5 separate regions of the Mus musculus genome follow, and regions 1, 2, 3 and 4 are each linked to region 5. The links are chromatin loops, found by intact Hi-C in ENCODE. Cell type or tissue: heart. All regions are shown on one strand. Region 1 overlaps Rora (RAR-related orphan receptor alpha). Region 2 overlaps Rora (RAR-related orphan receptor alpha). Region 3 has its middle 11 kb from the start of Gm20745. Region 4 overlaps Rora (RAR-related orphan receptor alpha). Region 5 overlaps Rora (RAR-related orphan receptor alpha).

Region 1 (5,000 bases), 460 kb after region 5:
GTGATTTAGGTAAAAATAGAGAAGAACATCCATCTCGTTCCTATGCAAATTTATGCTAATGTAATGTGCTTTACTTTTAAATAAATGGTAAAATTGTATGGATGGCCAACCATTCTTTTCTAGTTTTGTCTTGTGGCAGGGTCTTATGTAGCCCAGGCTGGCCTCAAACTTGCTATGCATCTAAGGATAACCTGGAACATCTGCTCCTCCTGCCTCCACCTCCAGAGTGCCAAATCATAGACAGATACCAACCACCTCCAGTTTGCACCCAATGCTGGGGATGGAATCCAGGGCTTTGTGCATGTCAGGCTATCACTGTACCAACTGAGCCACATGAGCAGCCTACTCCCACTTACAACTATTTTAAAAGAAGTTTTTTACAATTTATCATCAGTAAATGTTCAATCTGCATCCCTATTTTCTATGGGACCCAGGGTCAACTACAAAATGTCATGGTTGTAAATGGGTTGTGAGTGAAGAAGTTTAAGGAGGCCCTCTTTAAGCAGTAAGAGGAAGAAACAGGCTTAGTAGAAAGAACAAAAAGGGCAGAGTAACACACGTGTGGGATTAGATCCAGGGAGCCGGCATCAGCCTCAGCTGCCATGATTTTTGTGGTGAGGACGTCAAAGTTGACTTTTCAATGGAGCTCTTAAGTGTCGGTGTGATCCCACTTGCTTCTTCATATGAAGCATTCCTATAGATTCTCACTACAGTGACATAGTTGTCACTATCACCCCAGGTCATGAGTGATGAAACCAAGGCTTGAGTTAATTAAGTTATCAAAATAAAACACACACTGAGTAAAGTCATGAACAGGAGACTACCAGTGGATCCTGCCACAATGACGTCTGCATGTCTCCAGAAGTGGCAGGTGGCTAGTGACAATCATCATATAGGTGTCAATAAAAGTTGCACCCTCTAATTTTGAACACTCGGTTCATGCTTTTGATCTGTGATGATTAAACTGGGTTCAACTTGACTGGATCCTTAAGCAACTGACACGTTCTTCAGAGAACTACATGGAATTTTTTGATCTTTTGATTGAAGTGGGAAGACTCACCCTACATGTGGGCAGCCCCTTCTGGTGGCAGCCAGATAAAACAAAGGGAAAAAAAGGTTTGTTTTGTTTTGTTTTGTTGCCTGTTTGCCTTCATGTTGTGCTGGCAGCCTTGTCTACCCTGGTGGCATCTTATGGCTGCCTCTGCTCCTGCTGTTGCTGCTGCCATCATTCTTTGCTGACATTAGAACTCAGTTTCTTGGCCATTCAACATGCATGGGAAACCATTGGCTCTCCAAAAACCCTCCAAGTTTCAGGGCTAGATTGTATTGGAGGCAGGGGCATCTGGCTTTTGGACTAAGCAGCTACTGAGTTTTCAGTCTCTCCGGTGTGAAGGCAGCCACTGTTGACTACCAAGGCCTTTCTGTAAAAGTCAGTCTAGTAAATTCCCTTTAAAATCATATTTATTGAACCAGCTCTGTTCTTCCCAAGAGCCCTGACTGACGTACTGACTAACAACTCAGCAAAAAAACACAACACCCAGATGGCACTGAGGCTGGACCACCCATAGGAAGGCTCTTCTGAACTGGGAATGGCAGGATGCCCAAGGGGGTGAGAAGAGCATGGGCCCTTTGTAAATACAAAGTTGTCTTATCATTACAACTGGCAAAGGATACATGAGGAATTTGAAAATATGTTACGGGCATCATCCTGAGTGAGGTAACACAATCACAAAAGAACTCAAATGATATGTACTCACTGATAAGTGGATATTAGCCCAGAAACTTAGTATAGGGAGATATAAGGTACAATTTGCAAAACACATGAAACTGAAGAAGAACGAAGACCAAAGTGTGGACACTTTGCCCCTTCTTAGAATTGGAAACAATCACCCATGGAAGGAGTTACAGAGACAAAGTTTGGAGCTGAGACAAAAGGATGGACCATCTAGAGACTGCCACATCCAGGGATCCATCCCATAATTAGCCTCCAAACGATGACACCATTGCATACACTAGCAAGCGTTTGTTGCAAGGACTGTGATATAGCTGTCTCTTGTGAGACTAGGCTGGGGCCTAGCAAACACAGAAGTGGATGCTCACAGTCAACTATTGGATGGATCACAGGGCCCCCAATGGAGGAGCTAGAGAAAGTATCCAAGGAGCTAAAGAGATCTGCAACCCTGTAGGTGCAACATTATGAACTAACCAGTACCCCGGAGCTCTTGACTCTAGCTGCATATGTATCAAAAGATGGCCTAGTCGGCCATCACTGGAAAGAGAGGCCCATTGGACAGGCAAACTTTATATGCCCCAGTACAGGGGAACACCAGGGCCAAAAAATGGGAATGAGTGGGTAGGGGAGTGGGTGTGTGTGTGTGGGGGGGGGGGACTTTTGTTATAGCATTGGAAATGTAATTGAGGAAAATATGTAATAAAAAAAAAGAAAAAAAGAGAAAATATGTTACATGTATTGGGGGGATGGGAATTGTTTTCTGGGAGGTGCTGGACAGACATACTCCCTTGGGATATACTGATTACAATGTAAAGCCTTGGTGTCCACTCCTCAGTGGATAGGGCAGGAAGGATGCTGGCAGGCAGGCGCTTACTATTGTAGATACGACTGCATCACTTTCTTTGAGAGAATCCCAGGATGCTCTCTGCTAATGAAATCTTCTTCTTGGCCATCTTGACCCAGGTCATCACCAGGATTCCTTTAGGCCCACGATCAAAGCAACCTGTGGTAGTTACGAGTGTGGCTTTAGGAGACTAACACACCAGGGCAGCTATGCCACCTAGTGATGCCTGTTTGTACTGTTCTCCTCCTGATGACAGTGGCAAAGGCTTCAGGGTGGCTTAGTCTTTGCTGTGCTGGGGCAGCCTTTCTACGGGGCAGGTCTGAAATCTTGGACTTGGCTTCCTTGGAAGCATTCCTGGAGGCTGCACTGACCATTCCCTCAAGCTGTAGGGGACAAGCATGACTTCACACCAAGAGGGAGCAATTACATCTGAATCTCTAGACATAATGGCTAAAAAAATATGAAGTCCATAGTTCTCTGACTGCCTTCTGGTCAAAACCTGATGGCATTTGTCGCTTTGCTCTTATCCTGCTAGGATGTGAATTAGCTGTTTCCTTCTTCCCTCCCTTCCTCTCATCCCTTTTACTTTATTTCCTTCCTTTCCATTTCTTCTTTTCCCTTATTCTGCACCCCTCCTTTTCTGTATGTGTAATGTGTGCATCTCTGTGTGGAGGTCACTCTCAAGTGTCAGCCCTCAAGTGCTTTTCACCCTATTTTTCGAGTCAGAGTCTTTCATTGGCCTGGGACTCATCGAGCCTCAGGGACCTTCCTAGCTCTACCTCCCCTACACTAGATGACAAGGATATGCGCTGCCACACTAAGCTTTGAAAAACCTGGGTTTGGGGCTCAGGTCCCCATGCTTGTAAGGCAAGCATGTTAGTACCCTTTTAGCCCTGTTTATCATGTAACCTGAAGTCCTGGGCCTTCTGCATCTGTTGTCTCTTTCCCTTACCAAACAGAAGTGCTTGCTCCGGCACTCAGCTGTCACAGGGTGCCTAGGAAGTGTCTGTCCTCCAGCCCATGGCAGATGTTAACAAGTATAGCTCTTGAGCCCAGACCCTAGTCTACTCCCCGTTGACTAGAACATAGCGAGGAGCAGAAGGGTATTGTAAGCCTCAAGAAATGTTGAGAGGGGGCTGATAAATGCAGGAAGTGCTTTTGTTCATTTTGTTAGCACGCTCTCTCCTTCTCTCCTTCCCTCCTTCCCTCCTTCCCTCCCTCCAGCCCTCCCTCCCCCACCCCCACCCCCTCACTAGGAGAAGGTGAGCTGAGTGGCTAGAATTCCAAAAGGGGGGACGGCAATGCCATGAAGCTGCTTTTTATCTGAGTATCATGGAGACTGTAGGAGTAACACTAACGTGTGTGTGTGTGTGTGTGTGTGTGTGTGTGTGTGTTACACAGAAGTCAGAGGAGGGCATCAGGTATCCTTCCTACCTCCGCCTCCCCAGCACTCACTCTCTACCACACTCCTTTGTGACAGGGTCTCTTATTCAATCTGTAGCCAGACTGATAGCCTGCAAATCCCAGAAATCCTCCTGACTCTGCACCCATTCCTGGCTTCTTTGGGTGCTGGCAATTTGATCTCAAGGTTCCTTATGCACGAACAGCCAATTCTTTAACTCACTGAGCCAGCTCCTCGGCCCTCTAACCCTGCTCTATCCAAGCTCCTGAAGTGAGTGGTGACTCTGGAGTTTCTCTTAGGACAGAAAGCCTTGGGCCAGGGGGAAAATGAAAGAGGAGGGACATGTATCAGGCCATAGATTCAGAAAGTGGATTTGCTCCACCAGATCAAAGATGGCTTGTTTGGACATGTCAGTACTTGCTCTATGGGAAGCACTCCAGATTGCAGAGCACATGTTCTTGTTTTGTTTAATATTTTTGTGTACATGGTGCAGGGGGGCTGCAGATTTTGAGTTCCTTCATTGGTTGTCTGTGTTTGAGAATGTTGTATTTCCATGTGTGTGGTCATGTGTAGGTTCACATGTGTCCAACATCTTCCTCTATCCCTCTCCACTTTTAAAATTAATCAATTAATTAATTAATTGGAGGCAGGACATCACTGCCCTAAAATTCATTATGTAAATGAGATGGCCTCAAACTCATAAAAACCTGTCTGCCTCCACCTCCTATGTGATCAAACAGGGTCTCACATTGAATGCGGAGCTCACTGACTGGTAGGCTGGCCAACCAACGAGCTATGGAAATCCACCTGTCTCTGGCTCCCTAGCTATGGGATTATATGTACTAGCAGCGGGGTATGGCTTTTGGCATGAATCCTCAGGGTGTAAACTCAGGACCCCAAACTTGTTAAACAAGCACCTTCCTGGCTGTGACACCTCCCCAGCCCTTCCATAATCTTTTTGACTGACTTTCTCCAGGGTATCCATAGAACAAGAGCAAATCAAGGTGGTGCTGTTTGCCAAA
Region 2 (5,000 bases), 160 kb after region 5:
TTAAGAAAGGAAATTAGAGTCGGTAACCAATTTATGTAACCTTTGCCCTAATGGATGAAGTTTGCAGGATATAGCAGGTATAGACTGGAATCTACCAGATAATCGTGCCAGTGTATCTATTTGTACATTTAGACACTCTCCTGTGCTGGGGCAATCTAATAGAGAAACTCTGCTCTGTGATTCTAGGTATCTGAAGATTTGAATAATAACAGTCACACACACACACTCACACACACACACACACACACACACACACACACACACAATATAACAATAATCAAGCTCTTTCTATTTGCTAAATATTTTATGTTCCTTAATTCAAAGTGTCTCTTCAATAGATTTACAGGTAGATACCATTGTCAAACCCACTTATAGATGACAAACTTAAAGTTGAGAGAAGGTTAAGTAGCTTGTCACACAGCTAAAGACTGACACAGTTCGACTCCACAGCCCAGCATCCTAAGCAATGCCTGCCCCAGAGAAAGATAGGGCTCATGCATACACACACACACTGATACTGGTCTTTTAACCAGTAGTTCCATTGCACTGGGTATCAACAAGCTAGCTAAAACTCCCAGGTTGAAAAGATCATGTTGAGAAGCAGTGCATAGAAAATACTTATCCAAATAATTTTCTTTAGGAAAATTCTAAGTATTTTCAATACATCCTTACAAACATAGGTTTTTTGACCTGATTGCACAGAATTACTCAGCCCCATTGGGATCTGGTAGCCAGAGCTAGGTTCACATCCCATTGAGGGGGAGCAGCCACTTGGGGGGACGATCTCTATACCAGAAGGAGGTCAGAGGTAAAAGAGTGCTAGAGACTCCCTCGGATAACCTGAATTGGCATTCAGAAAATAATCAATGTTCTCATTTTATTTGAAAAAAATCAGGAATGGTAAAGGAAAGAAGCACTGAGAACCAGTCATTGTTTTAAAAAAAAGGTGTGTGTGTGTGTGTGTGTGTGTGTGTGTGTGTGTGTGTGTACTCTGACAATCTGGGTTGCATGGATAATACCTTTATGGTCAAGTCCTATGAGCAAAGCCATCCAACCCCATGAACAAAGCCAGCCAAGGGTGACAAGCAAAGACTCATGCCACCTATCAGTTCTCCATGGGCGTGGCCCTTGTTTCCACTCAAGAGAATCACCTCATTCTTCTGTGGAGATACAGCCCAAAAGCATTTCAAGGCAGGCAGTGGTCAGCACAGAGAAGAAACAAAGGAGCATCATAGATCCTTGGAAGAGAGCCCGTCTTGCCATGGCAACAACATGCCTCCCTGAAGCCTGCCTGTGGTCCAAATGGTTCAGCTTACTTCCATGGTGGTTTTCAGGGATGGAGGAATTGGTCCAGTGGGTAAAGAGCTTGTTCTGCAAGCATGAAGGCCTGAGTTTAGATGTCCAGAACCCACACAAAAGCCAGGCACCATGGCAATGGGGTACAACCTTCACTGCTGGGAGTGACAGAAATATGAGGACCCCTGGGGTTCACTGGCTAGATAACACAGCAGAATCAGTGAGCTCCAGGTTCAAAGAAAGACTATTTCTTAGAGAAACAATTAAGATATCCTATGCTGACCTCTGCATGCATGCACTACCCACACATAAACACACCCTGAAGACACACACACACACACACACACACATACACACACACACACATAGTGCACCCCCTACATCCCTGCCGTCTCCTTCCCCCCAACCCCAACACACAGCACATTGTAGACCACAATGAGCCATCACTCCAAGGTATATCTCCTTACTTGAACTCCTGCCCAAGAGGGAACAGGAAAAGAATTTGGGGAAGAGAAACAGATACCTAGCATGTACTAAAAGATGGGGATGCCATATATTTTGAACTTCTCCTGATGAGTAGCATCTCGGCTGGACTTGGGGAAGAACAAGGGGAAGCAGGGTGGCAATGGAATAGTGTAAGGAGAGTCAGACCGGGGCTGAGGTGGATACAAAGAAAGAACTTTGGACCATGAGAGAAGCTTCACAGAAGAGGCAGGTGCAGAAGGCAATGGCAGACACCCACAAAGCCACCGCTACGTTGACACCCCCAGTTCCCCTCACTTCCTACTCCATCGGAAGCACTGATTTCATATCTCTTGGAGGCACAGTATGTGAAGCAAGGATGTGTGAGAGGAGGGTTGTTTTGCATCTCCCAATAATAGCGTTTCCATTCGGTACCTAAATAAACAATCTATTTTAGTGTCTCCCCTTTGATATCTCGAATGTTCCCTCCTGTTATTTCTGGCAGCTCTCAGTCCTGTGATGTGATTAGAGGGGACGATCACACTTACATAACAGGCATAACAGCGTCAAATTAATTTGCCTCCGAGAACAACGGGCGGGCGGGCGGGCGGGAGGCAGTCACTGGTGCTCTCTGATGGGTCCCCGCCCCCACCGCCTCTCCTTGATTTAAGTGACTTCAGGGGATTAGAGTGAAGTCGGTCAGTAGAGCGATGCTGGGGAAACAGCCCTAACATCCAGTCTGACCTTGTAAACTGAAAAGAGGCGCACAATAAATAAGCAAGGTTCTGTCTCCATGCCTGGTGCAGGAGGCACGGTGAGTCACCACCGACCGAGCAAACACACTTCCTGCATCCAAAGAAAGAAACTTCGAGAAACTTCCGTCTATTTTCTGAAGCTATGTCCAGCTGACCGAGGGTGGTCTAAGGTGTTTGAGATCTGGATTTATGATTTTTTTTTTTTTGCTTTTCTTTATGGCCCCTTATAAAAATGAAACATTTAAAGGCTGCCTTGGCTTTTTACTCTAGAAGCCTCGGCCATAAAAGCAGAGGCAAGTATTGTTTCCGGTTTTCTAAACTATGTGACAGCAGCTCTGAAAAATGCAGTCCAGGAGCCTGCCAAAGGCCAGAGGTTTACAAAGGAGGGTGATGGTGATGTGGGGGTTCGGTGGGGGAGAAGGGAGATGTATTAGTCCTGTGTTAGTTAGCTCTATACCACCCTTAACCATTTTAGTTCTCTGGGTCTGGGCTTTCTTATCCAGGAAAGTAGATATGACATTTCCTTTTTCATTTCTCTTTAAACAATTGGTTTTCACTCATCCTTTTGTCTAGTTTATCCATTCAGCCAACAGATAATTATTGAACACAAATCTGTCAGAGCTGGGTTTATCAGCTGAGGTGGTCTTGGCCCCAAGTGCTCAGGTCCCAGTTGGGGGTAAATATGAAAATAGTCACCTTGCTTTGCCAGGAGGGCTGGGAATAAACCCTGACCCCGCCACTCTTCATCTGTTATTGCTATTAAGTCTCACAATCGGGGATGGAAAGACTGCTCTGTGGCTAAAGTGCTTGCTTTGCAAATATGAAGACCTGAGCTTAGATCCCCAGTACCCAAATAAAAAGCTCTGTGTGGTCCTGACTGCTCTATCAGCCAAGTGCTGGGAAATCCTCCACACTTCTTGGCCAGTGAATCTATCCTGGTGAGTTCTAGGGAAATGAGAGGCCCCATCTCAAAGGAAGGGCATGGTGCACCTGAGTGTGACACTTGAGGGCATCCTCTGCTCCCTCCATACACTCCTAAAAATATTGAATCTCATAACTGCAGTGAAAGCAGAGATTTCAACCACCGCTAGTTTACAGCCAGGGAAACTAAGCCCAGAGCCATTGTATAACTCTGTGTCAATTCATGTTTGTGAATGACAAGACTAGAATTCAAAGCCATTGTTCATGGCCCCGTATTCATTCTCCACTATAAGAAGAGATGTTACAATAAGTACTACCAGCCATGACTAGAGTTGAATCATCACACCAATGAAAAGTATTATTGTTTGTTAACCATCTCATTGATTAAGCTGGCTGATATCCCCCTTGGCAATGGCTTCTTGGCAAAGGCAAATAGCAGATTTCTGAAATGACAGGAACTCTACAGACAGCAGTGGATCGCGGGATCAGCGAGGGGAGGCTCTAGGACCCCAAGGATGCCTAAGCCTCTCATAGAAGACTCTCTGGACTACTTCTAATGCCCACTACGTGTGAATGTTAAGTAGATGTTAGACTATATTGTTTAAGCAACAAATAGAAGAAGCAAAGGTTGGTATGTGTTCAGGACACACACAACACTTGACCAAATATTTTCAATCTGTGGTTGGTTGAATCTGTGGGCCCAAAAATGTCACTTTATAGAGGGACAACTGTATTTTAAGACTTAAGAAGTGTGTGTGTGTGTGTGTGTGTGTGTGTGTCTCACACACGTAGGTGTGTGTTTATGTTTGTAGGCGTGGGTGTGCCTGTGCCACAGAACACACAGAGAAGTCAGTCCTGACAGTCCGTGTTGTTGGAGGCAGATCTCTGTCTCCCTGTTACATAAGCCAGGTTAGCTGGCCTGAGACACACTGCCTGAGTGCTGTGACTACAGATGACTTTACATGGGGTCTGGGGATCTGAGTTCTGCTCCCTTTTATCCACTGAGATATTTTCCAGCCTGTTATTTGAAGATTTTCATCACCAAGTTTCAGAACTCTCCCTACCTCTCATGTCCCCTATTGCAATCTTTGTCACAAAAATATTAATATGAGAAAATATAGTGCTACTCATATCTAATTTAGCCTCTAGGGATTTTCACAGAAGTGTTTACCAATAGTGGTCAGATGTTCTTATATTTTGCTGATTAGAAATAAAATTAAGTGAGGAAAAAAATATCACATTTTTATTTTACCCAAAACACAAGGTTTCCTTGCCCAGTTCTGAAAGCAGATTGGTCTAGTTTTGTTAATGATAGAGAATTAAATACTGGCTCAAAGTTTAATATTTGTTTGATTTCTAAGCTAAGCATGCTACTGGATGTCATTTAAAACTGTTTTATAAATTGTCATTACTTGCATAATTAAAGTAAATCAAATCATGTGCATCACTTGTTAGATGGAACTCATTCAAAATTTATTATTATAATCCATGAATGTTAGTAAACATTGTATTCAATTAATTTTGTAATGAAACTTTTAATATAGACTTATCTTAAATGGCATATAT
Region 3 (5,000 bases), 1.3 Mb after region 5:
TGTCATTCCTAATAGTGTTCCACTGGGATTTATAAAAACAGAATCATCAAAAGCTTTCCTTATTTGACAAATGAATGATACTCATAGTTGTTCATTTCCAACACCTTCTCTGGCCTGCAAGGGTACCCATATGTGCATACCCCTCCCCAAACACACACACACACACACACACACACACACACACACACACACACTGTCATGTAAATATTTTTAAAAGAAAGGGAGGGAGAAAAGGTCACCTAGGGGTGGGAAGAGATGATGGCTGTATAGTTATATATAGAGAGAGATGAGCCTGCCTGGCATCTGCTAATGGGCTTTGTGCTGCATTTGATTTTGACGCCTCAACCATCCTCAGCACAGCCCCTCCAACTTCTTCAGAATCCTACATCCCTTCACCTCCTCACACCAAAACTAAGAGTTCTCACAAACACCAAGTCCCGTGCCAAGTCTCCCTTGCTCCACTCTGCTCCCTTTGAACAGAGCTGAAGGGCCTCCCTGTCCTGAGACGAGATGTCAGCCAGAAACTTAAGTTGCTATGCCATCATGTGGCTGACAGAAGGACAGCAGGCTTGGTACAGGGCTGAAGAGGGGAGACAATAAGGCATCCAGCCAGACATTCTAAAGTCCATCAGAGACATGGGCAACACCTAAAGGGCTCCATTCTGGGTGTTAATTGGACTTGAAAAGCCCTGGACTTAGACATGGAACACAGACATTCAAGGGGGGCTGGTCTTCAATCTCTGGGTGCTTTGTTCTGTAAAACTGTGTGATTAGAAGCCACCCTCCCTCACGTATGCCCAGCACATCCTTCCTCAAAGGGCACCCTCTACCCACCCAGAGCCCTGTTCCATTTTATGAAGAGCACCAGGAGGAAAGGGTGGGGTCTCCTGAGAGCCCCACCTTGGAGCCTGAAGGTCATGGGGTCAGGTTTTCTCTAAAGTCGAACCCAAGTTCCTACTCCAGTAAAGGACTGTGGGAAACAGTCATGAGCCATGCCTCTTGATCAGATGACCCGAGATCAAGTCTTAAGCTTCTGCACTCCCTTGCTCTGGGTCTCATCATCCTTTCTGGGAAATGGGAGAGCCAGAAGTCATAATCCCAGCCTGTGCTCAAAGGCACCAGAAGCAGAGGGCCTCACACGTGCGGAAGCACAATGGGGACATTAGGGTCAGCGGGAATGGGACAGGGCACCTGTTGTGACTGTTTCAATGACAGATGTGATTCACATGGAGCAGTTGTTCAAAGTCAGGGCCCTCAAACCCAGAGCAGGAGATAGAAGAAGGAGCGTGCCTGAGTTAGGGGGAGCAGGACACCTCACGACCACCTTCAGGCTGGAGGAGGAGAGCCTTGTAGAGTGTGACCATCCCTAAAGGCAGTGGCCAGCCAGTTACAATTCAACACCGGGTTCCAGGGACCATCAGCTCTGAGCTGATCAAAGCTCTACCTTCAAATACATACGTTCTTTCTACCATAAAAAAAAAAGTATGTTCTAGGCAGGGTTGACACTTCCCCTTCAGGAAATGTCCCCAAAGCCCTAGCATCTACCATAACTCATCCCCAAAGCACCATTTCAAAAGGAAAAGAGACGGTAATGGGAGAGCTGGTTCCAAAGGCTGGAGGATTACTAGGGGTAGAAGAGTACAGGCAGGAATGCGGCTGTGGGGAGGGCGGGGACCAGAGATGGAAGAGAGGATGCAAAGGAGATCCCATCCAAACTGAGCATGTGTGAAAATGCCTCACGGAAGTGTGCTACTTTGTATCCTACTTTTACAAATAAATTGGGAAAAACAAACACCAAGGTTCTGAACTCAGGTCCCTGCAAAGTAGGGATGCCACAGTCCAGGTTCTTTCCAGCAAGTCTTGAGAGCTACTTCCTGAGGAATCCTGCGTCCCAGGCTGCTACCCAAATCCTCCTGAGATGCCAGGACCTATCCTGTAGGTCCGGGTATCATAGCTTCCTCAGAGAGCACGCACAGTTGGTGGCGTCTGCCCTCTAGTGGAGTATCAGGGAAAGACAGTCCGGAGTGGGCAAAGAGAAGCACCAAACAACGCAGTCTGTGTGGGGTTTCCTTCCAGTTTCCTCTTCTCCTTCCCTTCCCTCGACCCCACACTTCACCCCCGGGCTGTAGGGCCCCTACACAAGGCTACTTCCACGTTGGCTGGTGGTTCAGGCTCGGGAGCTTTGGGCAATGCAGGCCAGGAAATGACCTTGGATGCGTAACAAATTGCAGAAACCCTGGAAATTTTTCTGAGCAGCAGCTCTTTCCAACCTCCAAGAAAAACAATACAGTCTGATGCCTGGGAAGCCTTTCTCCCTTGATGTGTTCCACACGTGGTTCTCCTAGATCCTGGAATTTCCGAGGCTGGGCAGCAAAGTCAGGCAGAGCTTGTTCCAAAAGGATGTCTGAAAACCAAAACAAATAGTGTCTTTTTAAAAGTGTCTCATTTCATCTGCAGAATGCTTGGTCCTTTTAAAATATAAAATCCCTTTTTATTAGTCTCTTTTTAAAAAAATCCATTCTGTGATACATGCAGTGGATTCCAGAAATCACTCGAGAAGATGTGTGTGATCAAGACGGGCTCACACTTGCATGTAGAAGGTGTAGGTTAAGACAGAATTTTTGGAGCCAAAGAGCTAGGTGAGAATCTGAGTTGGATTCAACATCCACTAAAGGGCCAGGCACATCAGCTGCTCAACTGTAATCCCAGCTACGGCAGAAGGCGCTCTAAATCTAGCGGGTCAGTCAGTGTAGCTGAGTCTGTGAGCTCTGGGTTCACTGGGAGGCCCTGTCCCTAAAACTGGGGAGCAGAAACTAAAGGAAGGCCCCAACATCGACCCCTGGTCTCCACATGCACCATGCATGGGCACACACACAAACGAATACACACGCATACACGGGACGGGGTGGAATTTTTTTAAGCAGCATGTGAGGGTTCTTATAAATTGTTTTTAACATGCCTGTTGCAAGTAACTGATCTGGCCTTTTGAATACTGATACAACACAGTAACTTCAATTACAATATTTAAATGTAATTAATAAGAATGCTGGTTCAAATGTCAAAAACCACAAAGAGTACTAGCCCTTAGTTACTAGCACCTAGTGACTAGTTACCCTCTATTTGGTTCATCTGAACGTTAAACCCTGCAATAGACACTGTATACACATAGTCTCATTTAACTCTAAGGACAAACCAGGAATTGTTATTATCATCATCATCATCACTACTAATTACCTTTACTGTTAATCTGATACCCACAGAGTGGCTCAGCTGGGATTCATTGGGGTATGCTGGTCAAATAGGGCTCTAACTCTCCATGCTGCTCTCTTGCCTTCTAGCCAAGTGAGGAGCATACTGGTAAGACTAACCCATTTCTAAAGTACCCCACACCCAATGATGCTGAACAAATAAGGCAAATTGTCATAACAAATAAAATTACTGATCTGAAAGAACCAATTAGAGCAAATATTTAAAAGGAAAGGGATGTGGTGCAAAAAGGGTCACCCAAAGACAGCCTTTGGGAAAGATACCTGGGTCTGGACAAATGTGCACATGAACGTGTGTGTGTGTGTGTGTGTGTGTGTGTGTGTGTGTGTGTAGGTAGGGGGCAGAGATAGATATTTTCCCCTGTTGCATCCACCTCATTTTTGAGAAAGAACCTCTCAGTGGATCTGCAGCTCACCTGATCTCTCCAATCAGCTAGCCAGTGAACCCCCAGGGTCCACTTGTCTCTGCCCCTCCAGACTCCAGGTGCCACAGCTGACTATTTACACAAGGTCTGGGGATTTGAGCACAGGTCCTCATGCAGCAAGCACGTCACCCACTGAGCCATTTCCCATAATCCTACATATGGGATCCCGAAGATCAAACTCAAATTGTGAATAAAATAGTGGCAAGCATTCCCAAGAAGACACAGCACAGTTCTACTTAAAGCACGTTTGACGCACAGACTGGAAAATAAAGATAGATAAATAGATGGTTTCTTTTTTTTTAATTTTTTTTATTAGATACTTTCTTCATTTACATTTCAAATGCTATCCCGAAATTCCTCTATACCCTCTCCCCCCCACCCCCCCCCCGCCCTGCTCCCCTACCCACTCACTCCGACTTCTTAGCTCTGGCATTCCCCTGTACTGGGGTATATAAAGTTTGCAAGACCAAGGGGCCTCTCTTCCCAATGATGGCCAACTACGCCATCTTCTGCTACATATGCAGCTAGAAACACAAGCTCTGGGGGTACTGATTAGTTCATATTGTTGTTCCACCTATAGGATTGCAGACCCCTTCAGCTCCTTGGGTACTTTGTCTAGCTCCTCCATTGGGGGCCCTGTGTCCCATCCAATAGATGACTATGAGCATCCACTTCTGTATTTGCCAGGCACTGGCATAGCCTCACAAGAGAAAGCTATATCAGGGTCGTGTCATCAATGTCTTTCTGGCATATGCAATAGTGTCTGGGTTTGGTGGTTGTATATGGGATGGATCCCCGGGTGGGGCAGTCCTGGAAAGAACCCAGATGCCCCTCAAAGAGGAATGGATACAGAAAATGTGGTACATTTACACAATAGAGTACTACTCAGCTATTAAAAACAATGAATTCATGAAATTCTTAGGCAAATGGATGGATCTGGAGGGTATCATCCTGAGTGAGGTAGCCCAGTCCCAAAAGAACACACATGGTATGCACTCACTGATAAGTGGATATTAGCCCAGAAACTTAGAATATCCAAGATACAATTTGCAAAACACATGAGACACAAGAAGAAGGAAGACCAAAGTGTGGATACTTCGCTCCTTCTTAGAATGGTGAACAAAATACCCATGGAAGGAGTTACAGAGACAAAGTTCGGAGCTAAGATGGAAGGAAAGACCATCCAAATAGATGGTTTCTTAGAAGAAGAAGAAAAAAAAAGGATGACTTCAGGAAGGGGAGGTGGTGGTGGCGAGATGGCTCAGTGATTAAGAGCACTAGCTACTCAGGCAGAGGACCCAGGTTCAGT
Region 4 (5,000 bases), 170 kb after region 5:
CACTAGTGTATTTTATGTAATATATATATATATATATATATATATATATATATATATATGGTCTTATGTATCCCAGGTTGACTTTGAACGTGTGATCCTCCTACCTCTACCTCCCAAGCATTTAGATTATAGACCTATAGCACCCCAATTGTTCTTATGCAGTGTTAGGAATAGAACCAGGGCTTTGGCTTGCTAGGCAAGCACTCTACCAACTGAGCCACATCCCTAGTTCCATGGCTGTACATGGTTAATCCCAAACCTCTGGCACCAATCACAGGTGCGTTAGCAATTTTCAGGGGATTAGTATACAATAAAATACTCTCAACAAGAAAACCACCCAGAATGTAGTGAGTCACCCTTTGATGATTCCGAAGGCACTTTAGGATTCTGTCCTGCCTTAGGGTCAGCCACACAAACATCAATTAGTTTATGGTGACTGTGTGGAAGAGCTTGTTATTATGAGTCCTGGTTGAGAAAGTTTTGGACAACCCTCTTTCATAACATTGAAAAGTAATCATCTTGCACCCTAGGCCTTTTGAATGTTGTTGTTTTCAGCCCCCAATATTGCTTTTATTCTTTGTAGAAATGATACTCTTATCAGCACAGAGATATGCCAGTGGGCCTGACTACAATCTGTCTTCTCTGCAGCCTTCTCTCGAACTCTCCTGTTTCCTTCCTGACTGTTAAGATCCACCCATACACTCACATCATTATCTGCAAAGTCTGGCCTGACAGAGCTGACAAAATAATCTTTAAAGAGACCATGAACCAGGTGGTACACGTGCATGCTTTGTTTATTCCAAGTGTTTCTGAGAGCAAGATATGAAGTTCTGTGGTATTCACCCTTGAATAGCTTAATTTGGTTATGTCCCCTCTTGCAGATCATGGGGCTTAGTAATGGAGAAAAAGAAAGCAAGGCTGAAGTATGCTTCAGTGGGAACCAATTGCCTAGCACTCAGAAGGCCAGGGCTTTGACCAGAGCAGCACACACACACACACACACACACACACACACACACACACACGCAGGCACATGGGTAGAGGAGAGTATCAGTCTAGTCCTTTCTTTGACACTTTGAAACGATGAATTAATGCACAGCATTTGTAAGAATGTTTTCAATTAAAACTCAGGTGTCTAGAACATAAGAAGGATATTAAAGGAGATAAGAAAGAAAGAAAGAAAGAAAGGAAGAAAGAAAGAAAGAAAGAAAGAAAGAAAGAAAGAAAGAAAGAAAGCAAGCAAGCAAGCAAGCAAGAGGTTTTGGCCAATACAATTTGACACATCAATTTCTAATAGAAACAAAACACCACAAGGCAAAAAAAAAAAAATTAGCAGCACCAACAACAGAGCTGTTGATAAATTGAGGAATTCTATTCTGCCCTCTAGAACTTAACTTTAAAACAAAACAAAACAAAACAATAGGAAACAAAACCCTGGGTGTGGTGGCATGTACCTGTCATTGCGGTGCAGGGGAGATGGAGACAGGCAAGATCCCTGATGCTTTCTAGGGAGTCACCCTAGCCTAACTGGCAAGTGACAGACTTGTGAGACCCTGCCTCAAAAACCACAAACAAGTGGATAGTGGAGGACTTAAGGAGTGACACCCAAGGTTGTCCTTTAGCTTCTGCATGGGATTTCATTTTCTCTGTATGTGTGTGTCTCTCTGTGTGTGTCTCTCTCTCTCTGTCTCTCTTTCTCTCTGACTCTTTCTGTCTCTCTTTCTCTCTCTCTCTCTCTGACTCTCTCTGTCTCTGTCTGTCTGTCTGTCTGTCTGTCTGTCTGTCTCTCTCTCTCTCTCTCTCTCTCTCTCACACACACACACACACACGCACACTTGCACAATATATACACACATGGATATGTGTGTATACACATACTACACGTAGTGATGAAGCTTTCAAGTGACTTGCACACTACTGACTACCACTATAATAAATGTGCATACACAAAATTCACAGGGATTAGATTTGGAACGATTGTGGTTTTGCAACCACACTTTGTTACAGATACAAGTTTAATATCATCTAACTGCTACCCTGAAATTACGTCCCGGGGAGGGACACTGTCGGTATTTTGTAAACTACGGCTGCTTCTGCTCTCTCTCTGTTAGACATGGTCTAATGGGTTTAGAAAATGACATTCAAGACGCTGCTTTGCCAATTAGAACTTCCGCTACCTGATTCTTGAAGGACATAAGCATGCTTAATTGTGTGCTCAGACATTTTATTAAGTTGTTTTAAGTGCTGAAAGTCTCTTAACCTTCACATAGACCCATTTTCGTAAAAATAATTAATTAATTAATAAACACTTGCAGGAAGAGATACCTGGCGATAACTGGAGGGAAGGCATCTGATTTCAACGGGAAATCCTATTCATTTCAATAATGTGTGGATTTTATCAAGCCATGGACACAAAGATGGGCTGCAGATTCTGAAAATTGACTGCATTAGGAAAGTCACACAGATAATTTCCCCCTAATTCTTTGGTAAGAAACAGTGTGCAGCTGAGAGTGAAAGGTGACCAGCATCATCTTACTTGCAAGCCACTTTTGGAAGGAAGGACAAAACATGGTTTAGATGTCTCCACTGTCCAGCCACACAGCCCTTGGGTTAACTCTTAAGACAAGTGTCTCCTATGAGGAGTAACCAGGCTTTCTCAGTTGCAAGATCCTCCTTAACTTTCTACAGAAAAGTTCCCTAAGTTTAAGAGGTTACACTTGGCAGGCTAAACTCTTGACAAGATCAAAGGCAGGGCGGAGACAAGTTACATTGCTGCCAGCCTTCCTAAAGAAACTGCATCGTTAGTTAGTCAACCCCAACTGTCAACTGATCAGATGGGGTCCCGTGTGGGACCCAGGATGAACACAAGCCTGCCTCTGGAAACGTGTCTGGGAAAACAGCCAGAGGGTAGCTCCCCAACCCTCCTGCTCACTTTCAAAGACGTTTTCCATAAACTACATTGTTTGCCCATCCGTGCACACAGTGAGCTCTCCTCAGACCTGCCCTTCCCACCCGAGATCATCCACGTGTGTGTTTTCCAACCTCTGGGGGCTTTTATTTTCTGCTTCCTACCTTCACACAACAGTGCCAATCAGCACTCCCCCCACCCCCTCCACAAAGCCTCTGTTCGACTTCTCCCTTTGTGATTGGCATCTCATTAATGAAGAAGGGCTGGTGTCTCTCTCATTACAGTTGTGGTGAGTGAGAGGACCTCAGAACTAATTTACTTGCTCTCACAAGGGAAGACACTTCTCTCCATCAAGAATTTAACTTCCCTTCTGCCTGTGGCAATAAAAGAGCCCGTTTTGTTTTAACATTAATAAGGTGAGAGAATAGACAATTTCCAAAAGAAATTAAGAAAGCCAAGAGGGTAGGTGTTGGCCTGTGCAAGTTTCCCTCAAGCAAGTCTGATGGTGGAGTTCAGCAAGGGACGGTTACTTTAGTAACACAGTAACATATGGACATGTGTGTGTGTGTGTGTGTGTGTGTGTGTGTGTGAGAGAGAGAGAGAGAGAGAGAGAGAGAGAGAGAGAGAACAAGAAAGAAAGAAATAAAGAGAGAGAGAACAAGAAAGAAAGAAAGAAAGAAAGAAAGAGAGAGAGAGAGAGAGAGAGAGAGAGAGGGAGGGAGGGAGGGAGGGAGGGAGGGAGGGAGGGAGGAAGGAAGGAGGGAAGGACAAGAAAAGCCCAGTGGGTAAATTGATAATTCCTTCTGGAGTAAGAGGCAGTAGCTATGAGTCCGGTCCTGGATCCTAAGCCCCTCTGTGACCTTGGGCAAGTCTTTGATTTTTGTCTGGTCCTCAGTTTTTATTATCAGTAAAATAAGAGGATTGAAGAAAATGGTCTCTGAGGGTTCTCTCAGATCTAAAATTTTAATATTCTTTCTATAAATGGAACGCTGGACTATTTCAAACTATTTTTCCCCTGTTTGCAGTGAGTTTTTATCTCTGGCAACAAATTAGAAATTCCTCCAGAATTAAAGAGCATGGAATGGAAATTATTTGGCTTCCCAGCTGAAAAGGTCAACTAGATTCAGAAATGTACTCTGGGTCCACACCGTCTGCGTGGAAACCTAATTAGAGATCATACTTCATTGGCTAAAAGGGATCAAACTTATCCTGGCTTTCATCTCGATATGTATTTTTAAAAAATTACTCTAAGTTACTAATTCATTTATCTTTCTACTTACAGGAAATTCCACCCATTGATAAAGCAATGCCTTGACACCCCTGCCTGCATGAAACACCACACACACACACACACACACACACACACACACACACAGAGCCTTATGAGCCCAGCTCTTTATCACACAGGGCTCTAAATGCTCTGCTATGCTGGCAGGCCATAAAAAGAACACCTTAAAAATGTGTCTGCCATTTAGCTGAGGATGGTTCCTACATCTGGCACCAGAAGTTTGTCTCCTTGGGTGGTGGCATGCCTCAAAGGAAAGGGTCAATCTACAGCAGCAGCCACAACCTTCTTAATACTGTGACCCTTTAGTTCAGTCCCTCGTGTGTGGTGACCCTCAACTATAAAATTTTCTTTGTTGCTACTTCATAATTGTAATTCTGCTACTGTTATGAATCATAATGCGAATATTTGTGTTTTCTGTCGGTCTTAGACAATCCCTGTGAAAGAGTCATTAGACCCTCAAGGGGGTGTGGCCCACAGGTTGAGAGCCAGTGGTCTAGATTGTGTCTTGCTTGAAAGACAGCATCCTGTGTTTCCTTGATTTGGGCTCAGTATGAATGTTGGTGACAAATTTTCTTGTGGGTGGGTGACAGAGTAGTTGAGGATTAGAAGAAGTGCCTGCACTAGGGGGTCTGGATGGTTTTTTAATGGGAGGATTCCAGAATACACGGTATGTTTTTAGCCTCTGGAGTGGATAGACATATGCATGCATGTGTACATATGCATGCATGTAGAAGCCAGAGGTTAGAGTAAGGTTTCTTCCTTTATGTTTCTCTACCCTATATTATTATTACTATTTTCGAGACA
Region 5 (5,000 bases):
TCTCGTGTGTGTGTGTGTGTGTGTGTGTGTGTGTGTGTGTGTGTGTGTGTGTATGTTAGGGGAGAGGGGATACTGATGACCCCCAGTTTTTATCACAAGGCGAGTTTGATTAGAACTTCACTTGGTACTAAACCTACAAAAGCCAAAAGCCAACTTACTAAAAAAGATCAGCCTCAAATAACACCATCAAAGGACAGTTCCTTAATGTTTGAGAGGTTTACTGTTCAGCAGGAGGAAAGGGCAATTAAAAAGAAGCCTCTCTCAGCTTCTCACCTTTCTCCCATTCAACACAATGGTACACAGTATGGATGAGGACCTTCACCCGCCCTTCCCAAACAGCAAATTCTAGTTTTTAAATTTAAGTAGGTGAGGGAACGAAATACAACTGGCGTCGCGGCTTCTGCAGTCAGTTTTCACTTAACAGGTTTAATGGGAAGAAGAATTACCAAGATTCTCTTTTGGGGAGGGGAAAACGATTTCTTTTACATAATAAGAAACCTCAACACCTTTCCTTCCCCAATACTTTCACACACTTAAGACCACGGGAAGCTCTTCCCTCTTGTGTTATACCAGTCACATATTATAAAAGTGATTCAACCTCACTTCCCGCAAGTGGAAGGGGAAAGGCACTAAATTTGCCGTGGGCGCATCCTACAGAAAGATTTCATCGAACGCAGCCAGCTCATCTTAGCGTCCTGAATGCTTCGACCTGTTAATAATTAATAAAAGATGCCACCCAATCTCTAGTGAAAAAACACAATGATCTGAAAGTAAAGCCGGCGCAGATACGGTACGGGTGTCCTTCATCCTGGATTGCAACAACAAAATAATCCTAAACCTAGCAAACGTTTAACGAGCACCGGGCCGCCGCGCTAGAGGGCAAAACCCCGCAAGACCTTCAGGGTGCTCACAATTGTTGCCCCTGAGAGGAGCGGCCGCTGTGCCACAGACAGATGGAGCTTTAAATCCCCAAGCCGGGCGACCGGGCCTGCACACTGCTTGGGCAGATTATCCGCCGAGAGGACCCAGCAGGCGCACGATCGCGCAGAGAGCTATGGGGCTGAGTCTTTCCAGGGCCATCTGCAAAGGTCGAAGCGCCTGTCTCGGTTTCTCCCTGCGGCACAAGCAACTTCCTGCGCACCTCCAAACTTTGTCTCCATCACAAACTTCCCTGACTTGCCTTGGCTTCTTCCCGCCTCACCTTGGGACACCTGAAGCCAGCCGTCCCTGCAAACCACTTTCCTCCTTTTACTTCCCACAGCTTACTTCCCCAGACCAGGGAGGAGGCCCTGGGTGCGGAGGCTTAGCCGCGGCTAACCTGTGCCCGTAGGCCCTCGCCGCGGTCTAACCTCGGCTTCTCCTCTCCAATCCCGTGGGCTGATCCTGTCTTCTGTCTACATCCATGCACAAACCTAAGTGTCTAGCCTGAGCGCGCTGCGACTGGGGCAGCGGCGGAGGGCGTCTTGGCACCTTCGGGGCGCTGGGCTGACTCCGGCCCGCGCGCTTTCTGAAGTGGCGGCGTCCGAGGGACGCAGCGCTGAGTTTCCACACTTCCCTAACCCGCTGGCCACTGGAGCTCCAGAGGGTGGGGTGGCCGTACGAAGCTCGGACGGCAGGCCTGGAACGCTAACCAGTCCTGGGGATGACACCACTAGCGTTCGCATGCAGGGCTCGGCCTGGCTGCCGCTCCCCCCCCCCCCCCACACACACATAGGCCAGACTTGTCCCGGGGTGCGGGCCCTGGGGACCCAGTGTGGATGTCCCCAGCTTCCTCCCAGTTGCCAGATCCTCCCTGAGCGTTCCAAGCGCTGCGACTCTCGGCAAACTTTCTTTGGGGAGCCCCGCTGGGTGTCAGGCGCACCCAGACGAGTGACAGCAGCTAAGAAGACGCCGGAGGGGCGATCGGGCCCGTGAGTCTAGCTCCACCGACCCGCGGCAGGCCGAACCCTCCTCCGAGCTCCAGTGGCTACGCTGCGGTGGCCCCGGAGACCCCGTTGGGTTCCAGTGGCTGCCCCTCAAGCTGTACGTGAGCTCCGGCAGGCGCGCCCACCCCTCCCCCTGCGCGCCCTCCTCCCCGCCCCCCGGAGCCGTCAGTCCACCCGAGTCCCCGCGGGCCACCCGGAGCTCACCTTTCATCGCTGCGATCACAAAATACATCCTTTACGCCGCGGTGCGGAGAGCGCAGGGAGAGCCGACCGTCCGACCCCGGAGCCCCCTCTTGCCGCCGCCGCCCGAGCCACAGCAGCAGCTGCCGCAGCTGCCCGCCCGCCGAGAGCCATCCCGAGCCATAAGAGGCTCCATGTGACCGGCTGACATCACGGCCGCCGCTCTGTTTACACCGCGCCCCTCCGCTTCCTCCCGGGGCGGGAGCAAGAGGCGGGAGGCGGGTGCGCCTGGGCGCCGCGCTCCGCCCCCGCGGGCAGGTGACCGGGAACGGCCCACCCCGACACAGTGCTGCCCCCCTGCGCTCCCAGGGGCCCGCACCAAAGTCCCTCGCCACCTCTTTACTAACCGATCACCTGTGGCGGCCCGGAAGCTCTCTGCCTTGCCTCTGACCACTTTCCACACTCCCTCCCGCTACCCCCCTCCCCCTGGCACTTCAGCTAAGCACCCTGATGCCTCTTTCAGCTCAGTTCCAGAACCCTTCTCAGTGACAAAAACACTGAATGATTAACCCCAAAGAAGCTTTCCGTCTGAGGAAGCTACAGTCTCCCTCTTGTCCCAGGGCATCCCAGCCCCCAGGCCCGGAACTGACACCAGTTTTGGGACGGAGCAAGCCCCCTCGTAAGACTTTCAGGACTCACCCAGCTCACAGCATCCAAGGTCGTAGTTCCGGGCTGCGTACTCCCGCAGCATCCCGCATTCAAGACAGCCTGTATATGTAAGACTGGAAAACCATGTCTGCCTGCTAAATGAGCTCCAGGTGCCAGACAATTTGAGCCACTGGTCCCCAGGCTCATCCTATCTAGAAGTCTCTCCAGAAAACCCATCTCCAAGTGGAAAGGGCGCTAGTTTTCTAACCTCAAAGATAAGACGTGGCATTTTAAACAGAAGAAACAACAAACAACACCGGTAGCCATACCATTCACCTTACAACCGAGATTTAATTCCCTCCAATGTTTGAAACTTTTTACTGCATTTACGTAAATCATGGTTTTATTTTTGTTCCCAGATGAATCTCTTTATGCTGAATTTCAAGACTACTTACCAGGCTTCCGCTTTACTTAAAACGTTGGCAACTATGCCTACAGTATTGCGCATAAAAGGGGGGAAAAATCTACTAAGCCAAACTTGCTTACCTAGTGCAGATCTGAGACAGCCCCCACCCTCTGATGATCAAACAGGAAGGATTCTAATATTTCTCTTTCCATGGAACCAAGCTAGCCTTGACCCTGTGTTGTGGCGGTAATTTAGAACACATGCAGACATCTAGCCCCATAACAAAGATTCAGATCTGTTCATTCCCCCTCCCAACCCCCATTTCAAGGAAAAAGAAATGTTTTCCAAACATTTACACAGTTCTAGGATTGGAATGGTCAGAAAACGTCATTGTCTTTTAGTTAAGCTATGGCCTTACAAAAATGTTTGATTTCAGACACATTCATCCCCAAGTAGGTTTTTTTTTTCCTTTAGAATTTTTTGAAATACAACCACACACACACACACACACAAAAAAAAAAAAAAAAAAAAAAAAAAAAAAAAAAAAAAGAGACAGGAAAAGAATCTGAAGCCAGGACCTACCCATGTTAACTCTGCTGTCCAGGCATAGTGAAGTGGACAAGGGTTACAGAGGAAATCAGCCATACCCACTGTAATGTTTACAATTATGAAATTAAATCACACCATGTTCCCATGATGCAACTCCATCTCCCAATGAGGCAACGCCCCAGTCTTCAAATTTGGTTTTGGGTTTCCCTTGTGTTAGTCATGTAAAAAGAAGAGTGCCACCAAAATAGCCCACCACTGGGTGCTGGGTGCATTTTTTTCCCTCCCCTTCTTTGTATTGTTAAAGGAGGAGAATACAACTACAGAGCACATGTTCATGTGTTCTGCCCAGTGCAAGTGCCTCTTGATAGACAAGCTGAGGATTCACTTTAAAACAGTATCTTGCTGTAGATAAGAATGCTTTGAAAACAACCAAATCCATTAGCTCCAGCCTGCCCGCCAGACTTCTGACTCCAAGGTAAATAGTCTTACATCTAAAGTAATCGGTTATTTCCAGGCCATTTCAAATGAAATCGGTAAGGAGGAATGGCATGCGCCGTGACACGGACTCCCACAATTACAAAGAGGATGATCTTTCCTCCTGTAGAGAAGTCCTCAATAGAAATAGCATCTCATCATACTTATTTGAAATATTTACACATTTATCCAGCAAAGACATTGCCAGGATAATGGAATCCTGACCTTGCCCTTCTGGAAATGCATTGCTCTCACATCCTACATGAGCAGCAGAATTCAGATGTTAAGTCGTAACCTTCCTGGGTGGCTAGATGCCATTTGTAATACACGCCTCTATTACATATCATCAGCTTTTAACCTAGGGGAGATAACTGTACTTCATAGGAACAGCTTTTATGAAACTTTTGAAAATAAAAATGAGAGTGTTTATTTTATAATAGATGATAGGATAAATTGCCCATGGACTTAGAAGTCTTTGACCAAACAAACCAGCCAGGAATGAAAGGCCACATATCTTCCTTCAAGAAAATCAAATTGGAGCTACAAATACATTCCTGTAAAAAATTTCACACACTAAATTAAAACATCCTCATATAAAGACACGGTATAATATTGAAACATTATCTATAGGAATAATTGGATTTTATTGAATAAATGCAGTGGAGCATCTAGCATGGGGGGAAATAGTTTTAAGAAATATATTCTTTGCATCCTTTTAAACATGCATTCTGAAGAAGAAAAAAAAAAGAATATTGCTTACAAGAAGGAAATGCCATTGGATAGGAATTCTTTCCTGCAAATGGGAGAATGTTACATAT

The links. A loop is a pair of places that touch in the nucleus more often than their neighbours do. Peaks named below come from ENCODE experiments on the same cell type or tissue, not always from the same donor. Only the 100,000 strongest peaks of a DNase experiment are listed, where the experiment ranks them.
Region 1: a loop joins it to region 5, with 3 times the contacts of the local background. A loop is called at or near these places in 14 of 42 quality-filtered maps.
Region 2: it touches region 5 in a loop (2.0-fold over the local background); 7 of 42 quality-filtered maps call a loop at or near these places.
Region 3: it touches region 5 in a loop (8-fold over the local background); 13 of 42 quality-filtered maps call a loop at or near these places.
Region 4: a loop joins it to region 5, with 5 times the contacts of the local background. A loop is called at or near these places in 7 of 42 quality-filtered maps.

What each region holds. Positions count from the first base shown.
Region 1 is chr9:68,827,917-68,832,916 of GRCm38, reverse strand. The region is part of intron 1 of Rora (RAR-related orphan receptor alpha); the gene reads right to left. It overlaps Gm31262 (a long non-coding RNA gene), which reads right to left. Exons shown (of 2, transcript XR_379583.4): 1 at 1-5,000. Among named protein-coding and RNA genes, the nearest start is that of Gm31262, 7.0 kb to the right of the region's middle. In heart, a CTCF peak has its summit at 2,804; no DNase peak of the experiment used is centred here.
Region 2 is chr9:69,123,044-69,128,043 of GRCm38, reverse strand. The region is part of intron 1 of Rora (RAR-related orphan receptor alpha); the gene reads right to left. Among named protein-coding and RNA genes, the nearest start is that of Gm46153, 180 kb to the left of the region's middle. In heart, no CTCF peak of the experiment used is centred here; DNase peaks (open chromatin) are centred at 1,253, 2,463 and 2,863; H3K4me3 peaks cover 722 bases; H3K27ac peaks cover 495 bases; H3K27me3 peaks cover 3,067 bases.
Region 3 is chr9:68,012,256-68,017,255 of GRCm38, reverse strand. No RefSeq gene overlaps it. Among named protein-coding and RNA genes, the nearest start is that of Gm20745, 11 kb to the left of the region's middle. In heart, CTCF peaks have their summits at 555 and 1,997 (motif pointing left); DNase peaks (open chromatin) are centred at 485 and 2,095; H3K27me3 peaks cover 667 bases.
Region 4 is chr9:69,112,651-69,117,650 of GRCm38, reverse strand. All of the region lies in intron 1 of Rora (RAR-related orphan receptor alpha), which reads right to left. Among named protein-coding and RNA genes, the nearest start is that of Gm46153, 190 kb to the left of the region's middle. In heart, no CTCF peak of the experiment used is centred here; no DNase peak of the experiment used is centred here; H3K27me3 peaks cover 460 bases.
Region 5 is chr9:69,287,178-69,292,177 of GRCm38, reverse strand. The region is part of intron 2 of Rora (RAR-related orphan receptor alpha); the gene reads right to left. Among named protein-coding and RNA genes, the nearest start is that of Gm46153, 16 kb to the left of the region's middle. In heart, a CTCF peak has its summit at 2,469; DNase peaks (open chromatin) are centred at 1,017, 1,597 and 2,327; H3K4me3 peaks cover 2,604 bases; H3K27ac peaks cover 2,469 bases; H3K27me3 peaks cover 119 bases.